2 separate regions of the Homo sapiens genome follow, and region 1 is linked to region 2. A link is an interaction called in ENCODE POLR2A ChIA-PET data of the cell type or tissue named here. Cell type or tissue: Caco-2. All regions are shown on one strand. Links, peaks and the distances in the headings refer to the core of each region. The heading gives the core; the rest is flanking DNA.

Region 1 (5,363 bases), core at 290-5,289, 110 kb after region 2:
TGGTCGGCCTGCAATCCACACATGCCCTGGAGTGTGGGTGACATAGGGACAGCATTGTCCTACTCCCTCATCCTCCCCCTTCCGCCCCCTGGACCCGCGGGATCACAGCAGTGCGTTCTGTCTGCCAGGGCCACAGGCTTCCTCTGCTCTCACTCAGCTGAAGAAAAAGTACTGGGTCCCCAGCCAGAGGACAACTGCTGTGCTGGGCTGAAGGGAGAAGTGTGTGGTGGTCTCCAAGTAACCAGCTTCCTGGGGGCTCAGCAGGCGGAATCCTGCCCATCACGCTTATGTACTGGCAGGAGTGTCTGGCTGTGATTGGAGGTGTGTGTGCTCTGTACAGAATCGACTGGTGTTGCTTAGATGTCCAGAGTGGGAGGGGAGAGGGGAAAAAACAAAACCTTAAAATTCTGGAAAGGAAGGAAGAAAGGAAAAAACAGAGGGAGGGAGGGAAAGGAAAGAAAGGAATGGAATAAAAGTCTTCATGCCACAGAACTGTGCCCTGGAGGACTAAAATCAGCCAACCTGCTAACCAGTTACTGGAGCTGTAAGATGCTCACTTAAATCTTGTCTCAACCAAAGTTTCCTTCTGAAGACCTTGCTTTCAGCCGCAGCTATAAGTCCTAAAACCAAATGCCTCCTGGATCTGTCTCCTAGAAACTTCACAGTATCTCAGGCTCACCAGGTGCCACAAAGCCGCTCCTCCTCCTGGGTCCCCATGTGGGGACAGGCCCAAGGTCTACCTGGTCACCAGCCCGGCTTCCTAGCCTGCAACTCTTGCCCTCCACATGGCCTGAGAGGGCTCTTACTATACCCAGACATGGCCCTGCCCCTCCCTTCCTCAGAGCCCTCAGTGGCTCCCAGCACCCTTGGACAAGGCCCCAGCCCCTCAGCTCCTCCATGGCCCTGACATTTTCAGCCTCCTTAACCATGCTCCAACACCGCAATTTCTCCCAAATGTACCAGGCTCTACTCCCGTTTGGGGTTTGGATTGGCTGTCTCCACTCCTGCCATCCCCCACCGACTGTCCCCCTTCCCGCCATCTCCAACTGTCCCCTCTCCCGCCATCCCCCCTGGGCTGTCTCCTCTCCTGCCATCCCTCCCCCGGCTGGCCCTCTCCCACCATCACTTCCCCGGCTGTCCCTCTCCCGCCATCCCTCCCCCGGCTGTCCCTCTCCTGCCATCCCTCCCCCGGCTGTCCGTCTCCCGCCATCCCTCCCCCGGCTGTCCGTCTCCCGCCATCCCTCCCCTGGCTGTCCCCTCTCCCACCATGCCTCCCCTGGCTGTCCCCTCTCCCGCCATCCCTCCCCTGGCTGTCCCCTCTCCCGCCATCCCTCCCCTGGCTGTCCCCTCTCCCGCCATCCCTCCCCTGGCTGTCCCCTCTCCCGCCATCCCTCCCCTGACTGTCCCCTCTCCCGCCATCCCTCCCCTGGCTGTCCCCTCTCCAGCCATCCCCCTGGCTGTGCCCTCCCCCACCATCTCCCCCCCCAATGGCTGTCCCCTCTCCCGCGATCATCCTGGCTGTCCCTCTCCCGCCAGCCCCCCGGCTGTCCCCTTTCCTACCATCACCCTGTCACCTCTCCCACCATCCCCCTCTAAGCTTCCCTCTATGCCAGAAGAAGCCATGCTTTCTTTCAAGTGAGGCTGGGGGTCTCTACTGGCCTCCACAGGGCCTCCATCAGAGCACAGATCATACTGAGTTATGCCCACAGCATGGGGTTTTCCAAGTGAAGGAACCGGGTCTGCTCATCTCGGGGAACCCAGCATCACCAAGCATGAGCCTGGAGCATGGAAGGCCTCAGAAAACAAATGGTGAATGCACAGAAAGGAGAAACACACAACAAACAAACCAAGAGAGGTACACCTGGCAAGAGACACAGCAAGGAGGAGGAGATGCAGACAGGGACAGGGAGAGAGGCCGGCCGCCATGCCACCTGCAGGGAGTAGTGGAGGCTGGAGGAGGCTGGGTGCAGCGTGAGGTTCTGGAAGGGCTGGATTCGGGGCTGGCCCCAGCCCTTGTCATTCCATTCCACCATCAGCATGTGGTCGGTAAATGTCTTCCCAAACACCAGGGGCTCGCCGGGGCCAGGCTTCTTATGAGGCTTCTGTGTCATTTCCAGCTGCAGGTCTGCAGCCTGAGGAAAGACAGGGGTATCCTAGAATCTGGCCACAACCTCCCAGCTGAAAAACTACAACTCCCATGAAGCCCTGGGCCTCAGACCCATAGAGAAGAAGGACCTGTCACCCTGGAGGATTCTGGGACATGCAGTTTCATCCCTTGTCTGCGGCCCAATGGCAGGCTGTTAAGCTACCACCACTCACTGCCATCTCTGGGCTGTGGACCTTTTGGAGATGCCCAAAACCAGCTGCCAGCCCCCTCCTCTCTCAGAGCCAAGCATCGAGTTCCCTCCTTTCACCTTGAAACTGGAGGAGGCATATCTTCTGGGACCACACAGAAGCCAAGGGACAGAGAGAAGCTTTCGTGCCCAGATCTGGGTGGAGAAAGAAGTGAGAGAGGGGGTGAGTGGGGCACAGCAGGGGCCCTGGCAGCTCGCTCGCCACCTCCTGCACTTGGAGGTCCCACTGGCCTGCCTGTTCTGTCCCAGTTTCAGTCCATTCTAGACGGGGCAGGTGGTCCTGAAGGAGGCCAAGTCCCCTCCCTGCCCTGACGAGGGCTCGCTGGAAAGAGCTGAGTCAGCTCCCGCCCCCTCCTCCATGCTGCGGCAAAGTCAAACGCAAGCGCCTCCCACCCCAGAGACCTTTGGTCGCAGCCTGGAGATCAGCTCAGACAAGAAAACAACCAGGGAAGGCACACAGGTAAGTGAAGGCCTCCGGGTACCCAAGTGCTGACAGGCCTTAGAAGACCAAGGACCGACAGGTCCTGCTCCCCCAGAGCTCAGGGGTGCAGACCCCAGGCCCGCCTCCCTCAGACCTAAGTAAGAGTCCAGACTCTAGCTGCCTCCTCCCTCAGACCCGAAGTCTGGGCCCCCAGCCCCTCCTCCCTCAGACCCTGGAGTCCAGGCCTCAGACCCTCCTCCCTTACATCCAGGAGTACAGGCCCCACCCCTCCTCCCTCAGACCCAGGAGTCCAGTTCCCCAGCCCCTCCTCCGCCAGACCCAGGAGTACAGGTGCTTATTCTCTGAAGGTATTCGATCAACTGGGCTCTGATTACCTGAAATACAAACCCATTTTGGCAGTGACTCCAATTCCCTTCAGCCCCTGGGGCTGAGGGGCAGCTACAGGGGCCTGGGGAGCCACTGCAGTCCTCACTGCATGAGGCTCAGGCGGGTCCTCCCAGAGGGGAGTAGGAAGAGCAGGTCTGGCTGTGTCCAGCAGGCTGGGCCCTCTCTGGTGACCTTTGACCTCACAAGGCCTCTTTCCCCAGCCCTGTGGGGAGGCGTTGGGGCGTGAGGTTGAGAGAGACAGAGTGGCCTGGCCTGGCCTGCCCTGTGAGCTGGGTGAGTTGGCACTGATTCTGGAAGATGGACGTGAATGGGCGTGGTCACTTGTCGCTAGGTGAGTTGCTGGGAGATGGGCCTGCAGCGTGGTCTTGCTGGTGTGAGGCTCCAGGGATTCCGGGGTGATCAGAGCGTGGGTCCCCAGATTGCCTTTGGGTGGCGACATCTAGACTGCTCAGCCTTGCAGCCATGCTTCTGCCCAGAGGGATAGGACACCCACAGTATGAGAGACACAAACACAGTGCGACAGCCAGCCTGTGGGCAGGAGAGCTGCCCTCAGAGCCAAGATGAAAAAAAGAGAGTAAGAGATGGAAGAGGAAGGATGAGAAAAAGAAACACAGAAAGGGGCGCACAAACAGAAAAAAAAAAAAACAAAAACAGAAATTGACGCCAAGAAACAAGAGATGCCAAAATAGATCTAATCATAGAAAGAGGCCACACGCAGTGGCTCGCGCCTGTAATCCCAGCACTGTGGGAGGCCGAGGCAGGAGGATAGCTTGAGGCCAGGTGTTCAAGACCAGCCTGGGCAACATAGGGAGACCCTGTCTCTACAGAAAATACAAGTTAGCTGGGTGTGGTGGCGGGCGCCTGTAGTCCCAGCAACTTGGGAAGCTGAGGCAGGAGAATTGCTTAAACCCAGGAGGCGGAGGTTGCAGTGAGCCGAGATGGTGCCACTGCACTCCAGCCTGGGCGACAGAGCAAGACTCTCTGTCTCAATTAAAAAGAAAAAAAACAAAGAAAGAAAGTAGGCAGCTGGCTCAGTAGCTCATGCCTGTAATCACAGCACTTTAGGAGACAGAGGTGGGAGGACTGCATGAGGCCAGGAGTTCAAGATCAGCCTGGGCAATATAGCAAGACCCTGTCTCTACAAACAATTTAAAAATTAGCCAGGTATGGTGGCACACACCTGTAATTCCAGTTACTCAGAAGGCTAAGGTGGGAGGATCACCTTGACCTACTGGTCAAGGCTGTGGTGAGCTACGATCACACTGCTACACTCCAGCATGAGTGATAGAGTGTCTCTCAAAAAAAAAAAAAAAAAAAAAAAAAAAAAAGACCAGCATGGTGGCTCATGCCTGTAATCTGAGGCAGGTGGATCGCTTGAGCCCATCTACTCGGGAGGCTGAGGCACCACAGTCACTTGAACCCATGAGGCGGAGGTTACAGTGAGCCGAGATCGTGCCACGGCACTCCAGCCTGAGCAACAGAGCAAGACTCGGTCAAAAAGAAAAGACGAGACAAAGAAATAAAGTACGTTTGGGGGTTCACAGGGCAGGTCTCTATAATGTGATAGAACCTCCATTATGTCCCATACAGCCCAGGAGTATCACCATCAAAGACCAGGAGTGTCACTGTCAAAGCCCAGCAGTGCCCTCCATACTCCAGGACTGTCCCCATATCACGGCCCCGGAGAGACCCCATCATACCGCAGTCTGCCCTTGTCACAGCCCACACATGACCCCATCACGTCTAGAACTGCCCCCTTTATAGCCCAGGACTCTCCCCCATCACAGACCAGGGCTGTTCTATGATGGCCCAAGATGCTCCACATCACAAGTCCAGATTGTGCCTGTAACTTATCAGAACTGGTCCCCAGCAGAGCCAAGTACTGTCCCAAACAGCTCAGGAATGTCCCCTATCCAAAGCCCAGCACTTTTCCCCATTATAACCAGCATTGTCTCTGCCAAATATCAGGGCTTATTTCCTATTCACCAGGTCTGAAATTAAAAAAAAAAAAAAAATCCCATTGTTGTCTTTTTCAATCCCCAGGACTATCCCTATGTTGCTGTCTAGGCCAGTACCTTCCAGACTGTCCCTACCATGGTCCAGCACTGTCCTCTCCACACCCCGGGACTGTCCCCATCACAGCTGAGGACTCAGCCCAATTATCTCCATTACAGGATATC
Region 2 (5,363 bases), core at 177-5,176:
CATAGTAAGAAGACTTACTATAGAACAATGTATTACTGTGCGTTTCTTTCCAATTCCATGTTCAATGATCTCTTATTGGTAGCTTGAAATTGGCCGTGGTGGCCAAGCATGGGGGCGTGCACCAGTAAGGGAAAGCTGAAATGGAAAACAGAGGGTTTAGGGCAACAGTCCTGAATTCCGGAGTGCTGTCCCCCTGGGGGAGTTATGGGAATCTGTGGGGGTTGTTTTTAGTTGTCACAGTGGAGGTCCTAGGATGCTACCACAGCGTTTACGCGGCTGGGGTCAGCGACAATAAAAGTTACGCAATGAAGGTTTGTCCTGCATTCTCAGGACTTTGTTTTATTTTTGAGACAGAGTCTTGCTCTGTCACCCAGGCTGGAGTGCAGTGGTACCATCTCGGCTCACTGCAACCTCTGCCTCCCAGGTTCAAGGAATTCTCCTCCCCTAGCCTCCTGAGTAGCTGGGATTACAGGCGTGCACCACCATGCCCAGCTAATTTTGTATTTTTAGTAGAGATGGAGTTTCACTAAAAAAAAATGTTGGCTAGGCTGGTCTCAAACTCCTGACCTCAGGTGATCCTCCTGCCTCGGCCTCCCAAAGTGCTGGGATTGCAGGCATGAGCCACTGCGCCCAGGTCATTCCCATGACTTTGGAACATCTGTGGGACATTCATGGAGTTGGAAAGTCTAAGCCTCTGAGCCCCAAATCTGTTTTGCGTTTTTTTTTTTTTTTTTTTTTTGAGAGGGAGTCTTGCTCTGTCGCCCAGGCTGGAGTGCAGTGGTGTGACCTCGGCTCACTGCAAGCTCCGCCCCCGGGGTTCACGCCATTCTCCTGCCTCAGCCTCCCAAGTAGCTGGGACTACAGGCACCCACCACCACGCCCGGCTAATTTTTTTTTTATATATATTTTTAGTAGAGACGGGGTTTCACTGTATTAGCCAGGATGGTCTCAATCTCCTGACCTCGTGATCCGCCCGACTCAGCCTCCCAAAGTGCTGGGATTACAGGCGTGAGCCACCACACCTGGCCTGTTTTGCATATTTTATGACAGCTCACCTCCCCACTTCCCCGCCCCACCCTGTTTCTTTTTTCCTTGTCGCTGAATCACAGGGAAACAGGTCGTTTGTCCTGTGGACGGGCTCACATTCTGGACTGGGCTGATTGCTGCCTCATGGTGTCGTTTCACTGGGAACTTTGTCCTCCTGTTTTCTGCAAACTGGTGGTTAGAGTGGGAAGCTTGATCTGATTTTTTTGTTTGTTTGTTTGAAGGGAGCTCCGTAGCTGGTAGGTAGCCTCCTGCTGCTTAGCTGAAGCTGGGGAGTGGCTGCTGGTTTCTCTTTCCTCCTGTTAGGACTGCTGGGAGCTCTGGTGGTGCCTGCCTCTTCTCTCAGTAAAATTCCTCATCCATCTTTTTTTTTTTTGAGACAGAGTTTTGCTCTTGTTTCCCAGGCTGGAGTGCAATGGTGTAATCTCAGTTTACTGCAACCTCCGCCTCCCAAGTTCAAGCGATTCTCCTGCCTCAGCCTCCCAAGTAGCTGGGATTACAGGTGCATGCCACCACGCCCCACTGATTTTTGCATTTTTAGTAGAGACAGGGTTTCACCATGTTGGCCAGACTGGTCTCAAACTCCTGACCTCAGGTGATCCACCTGCCTCGGCCTCCCAAAGTGCTGGGATTACAGGCATGAGCCACTGTGCTGGGCCATGGCTAATTTCTGTATTCTTATAAGGACGGGGTTTCACCTTGTTGGCCAGGCTGGTCTCTGACTCCTGACCTCAGTTGATCCGCCTGCCTCGGCCTCCCAAAGTGCTAGAATTACAGGTGTGAGTCACCACACCGGGCCCATTTGTATTTAAAAATTTTTTTGAAATAGGCAGGGCGAGGTGGCTCACGTCTGTAATCCCAGCACTTTGGGAAGCTGAGGCAGGAGAATCCCTTGAACTTGTGAGGCGGCGGTTGCAGTGAGCTGAGATCACGCCATTGCACTCCAGCCTGGGCAACAAGAGCAAAACTCTCTCAAAAAGTAATACTACTAATAATTAATTAATAAATAAATATAAGACTCTGAGGGGACTCAGAGTCAGCGAGAGCCTGGCCTAGCAGGACTCTGTCCCCCGCCTCCATGCTGCCTTCCTGGAGGCCTTCCTGGCTGCCTGGAGGAGCGGAGCAGAGTGGGGGCCCCTTTCTGTTGGGGCATCACAACAGTTCCCCAAGGAAGACCCTCGGGGACCCGGATGGGGGATGCGACCTTGTCCTGCCTCTCTCCCCCACCCTTATGGCCAGGCTTGGGGTGCCTGGTGCAGGTGGAGGAGCTAAGGGTAGATAACAAGATGGACTTTGTGGCCGGCAATGGGGAGGGAGGAGGGGCTACGGGCTCACCTCCCTCCCGCAGCCCAGCCACACCTGCTCTGGAAAGCCCTGTAGCTCCTGGGCGGGGTTTGCCAGTCACCGATGCTGGAAGGGTTTCTTTGGCCCTGAGTGAAGAGAGACCCAGAGGGAACACTGAGGTGCCTGCCCAACCACTCTGTCCCGGTTTCCTTCAGCAGGACCAGGTGAGAGAAGGTGAGGGGGCTCCTCTCCCACCCTACAACACGCACACCTCTGCACACACGCCCAGGCGGAGAGCAGGGATTTGGGACGTGGACCTGTGTGCCCTCGTGGGTCCCTGGTGCCCTCTGGGAGGCACCCCCAACTCAGGACCTCCAGGAGAGGAGGGTCCCTCCCTCGGCAGCCAGGACCCCCCTCCCCAGCCAGCCGCCCTCCTTAGCTCCCTCCCCACTTCCTTCCAGGTGGATCTGTTTCTAGAGCTCCAACCACCAGCTCCCTCCCCTTCTCCACCCCGGGCCACCAGGTCCTTCCTTGTCTCCTTCCCCTCAGCAGTTTCTATGAACCACCCTGGCAGTAATGGTGCAGATGGCTCGCGCACAGCTGGTGGTGACCCGACTTTCCTGCCTCCACCCTGGGGCTCCTCAGAGGCTTCATGGAACCCAAACTGCTGGTCTCACCTCCGAGCCCTGCCGTCGCCCAGGGAGGGCGGCTCCGTCCCTCCTGCACTCCCTAATCCCGCTCTGAATCACCGCTTCTGTTCTGGGTCGGAGAATAAAGGTGGGGTTTCCAAGTGATGGCCCTACGTTATTGTCTGAAGCTCCCTTCTCCTCCCCAGGGTGGAAGTGATAATGCCGGGAATCCGGGAATCCCGGGGAGGTGCAGGAAGACAGCGAGCTCGAGGCAGTGGGGTGCGACTGAGCCGGATGTGCTGAGCTGCCCGGGGCACGGGGCGGTTGGGGTAGAGAAAGGCTTTCAGAGCTGGGGGACAGGACGGGGCCCCGGGTGAGCGGAGAGCTGGGTTATTTCACGGGAACAGCTGGTGACAAAGCCGGAGGGGTGTGCGGGGCCGGCGAGAGACTGGGATTGTGTCTTAAGAGGCATAGGGAGCCCTGAAGGGGCTGCGAGCTGGGAAGGGGCAGGGCCGGCGCTGGGTGTAGGGGACAGAGGGGAGAGGAGGAAGCCGGGCCGCAATAGAAAGACGTGGACGGGGCTGGACGTGGTGGCTGACGCCTGTAATCCCAGCACTTTGGGAGGCCGAGACAGGCGGATCACTTGAGGTCAGGAGTTCGAGACCAGTCTGGCCAACATGGAGAAACCCCGTCTCTACTAAAAATACAAAATTAGCCAGGCGTGGTGGTGCATGCCTGTAATCCCAGCTACTCGGGAGGCTGAGGCAGGAGAATCGTTTGAACCCGGGAGGCGGAGGTTGTGGTGAGCCGAGATTGTGCCATTGCACTCCAGCCTGGGGAACAAGAGCAAAACTCCGTCTCAAAAAAAAAAAAAAAAAAAAAAATCTCAGTAAGATAGACCAGGTGTGGTGTCTCATGCCTGTAATCCCAGCACTTTGGGAGGCTGAGGAAGGAGAACAGAGGACCTCCTGAGGCCAGGAGTTTGAGATCAGTGTGGGCCACATAGCAAGACCCCCTCCCCACCATCCCTACAAAAAAAGCAATTCAAAAAAAATAATGCCTTCAGGCAGAATGGGAGTGGTGCTTGGTTCAAGCCTGACATAAGTGTGAGTTTGGGGCACAAATTCTGCTCTGAATACCAGGGACAGCCCATGTAATACAGCATTTCCCTTTGTGCCCACGCAGCCCTAAGGGAGGTGTGGTTTGTTGTTGTTGTTGTATCTTTTTGAGATGGATTTTTGCTCTTGTTGCCCAGGCTGGCATGCAATGGTACAATCTCGGCTCACTGCAACCTCCGCCTCCCAGGTTCAAGCGATTCTCCTTCCTCAGCCTCCCAAGTAGCTGAGATTACAGTCATGAGCCACCATGCCTGGCTAATTTTTTGTATTTAGTAGAAATGGGGTTTCACCATATTAGTCAGGCTGGTCTCGAACTCCTGACCTCAGGTGATCCACCCGCCTCAGCCTACCAAAGTGCTGGGATTACAGGCATGAGCCACTGCACTGGCTCTTTTTTTTTTTTTTTTTTTTTTTTGAGACGGAGTCTCACTGTGTTGTGCAGGCTGGAGTGCAATGGTGTGATCTCAGCTCACTGAAACCTCTGGGGAGGTGTTGTTTTTATCCCTCCCCACAACCCCCTGTTGATGGACAGACAAGGACAATGAAACACAGAGAGGTAAAAGCCCTGGGTTAAAGTCACACAGCACATAAAAGGTTCCTGATCATGCCGTGCAGGGCATCTCGCCAAACCTCAAAAATTCACAATCTCATAGCGCAGCTTGCTCTGTGAGGCCTCCCCACCTCTTCCTTCTCTCCTTCCAGGCTCCAGTCAAGGTCAGTGCCCAGCTTCCTGCTCTGGGCCACTCAGCAGCCACCTTCCTCCTTCCTGGGTAAGGAGGTAGGGAGCTACCAAGGAGGCAGGGACATCCGTGTAGAACATTCTGCTTTTCTTTTTTCTTTTTTTTTAAGATAGAGCCTGACTCTGTCGCCCAGGCTGGAGTGCAGCTGTAGTGTAATGGCACAATCGCAGCTCACCACAACCTCCATCTCCCAGGTTCAAGTGGTTCTCCTGCCTCAGCCTCCTGAGTAGCTGTGATTACAGGCATGTGCCACCACGCCTGGCTAATTTTTGTATTTTTAGTAGCGACGGGGTTTCTCCATGTTGGTCAGGCTGCTTTCAAACTCCTGACCTCAGGTGATCCGCCCCCGCTTGGCCTCCCAAAGTGCTGGAATTACAGGCGTGAGCCACTGCGCCTGGCCTAATTTTCTCTAAAATAGAGACAAGTTCTCACTATGTGGTCCAGGCTGATCTCGAACTCCTGAACTCAAGCAATCCTCCCAGCTCAGCCTCCCAAAGTGCTAGCATTACATGTGTGAGCCATCATGCCTGGTCCCTGTCTGTTTCATT

The links. ChIA-PET counts read pairs that join two places held together with the same protein. Peaks named below come from ENCODE experiments on the same cell type or tissue, not always from the same donor. Only the 100,000 strongest peaks of a DNase experiment are listed, where the experiment ranks them.
Region 1: POLR2A ChIA-PET joins it to region 2 with 13 read pairs; 4 of 35 experiments call an interaction of 5 or more read pairs at or near these places.

What each region holds. Positions count from the first base shown.
Region 1 is chr19:48,804,586-48,809,948 of GRCh38, forward strand. BCAT2 (branched chain amino acid transaminase 2) reads right to left here. Exons shown (of 11, transcript NM_001190.4): 2 at 2,415-2,489; 3 at 1,932-2,132. LOC105372432 (a long non-coding RNA gene) reads left to right here and starts at 2,784. Exons shown (of 3, transcript XR_936017.4): 1 at 2,784-2,814; 2 at 3,384-3,514. RefSeq lists an enhancer at 1,907-2,578. In Caco-2, for the core only: no CTCF peak of the experiment used is centred there; DNase peaks (open chromatin) are centred at 2,226, 2,736 and 3,456; H3K4me3 peaks cover 1,337 bases.
Region 2 is chr19:48,693,528-48,698,890 of GRCh38, forward strand. FUT2 (fucosyltransferase 2 (H blood group)) reads left to right here and starts at 2,444. Exons shown (of 2, transcript NM_000511.6): 1 at 2,444-2,562. RefSeq lists enhancers at 1,715-2,278, 2,843-3,406. In Caco-2, for the core only: no CTCF peak of the experiment used is centred there; DNase peaks (open chromatin) are centred at 1,124 and 2,404; H3K4me3 peaks cover 1,552 bases.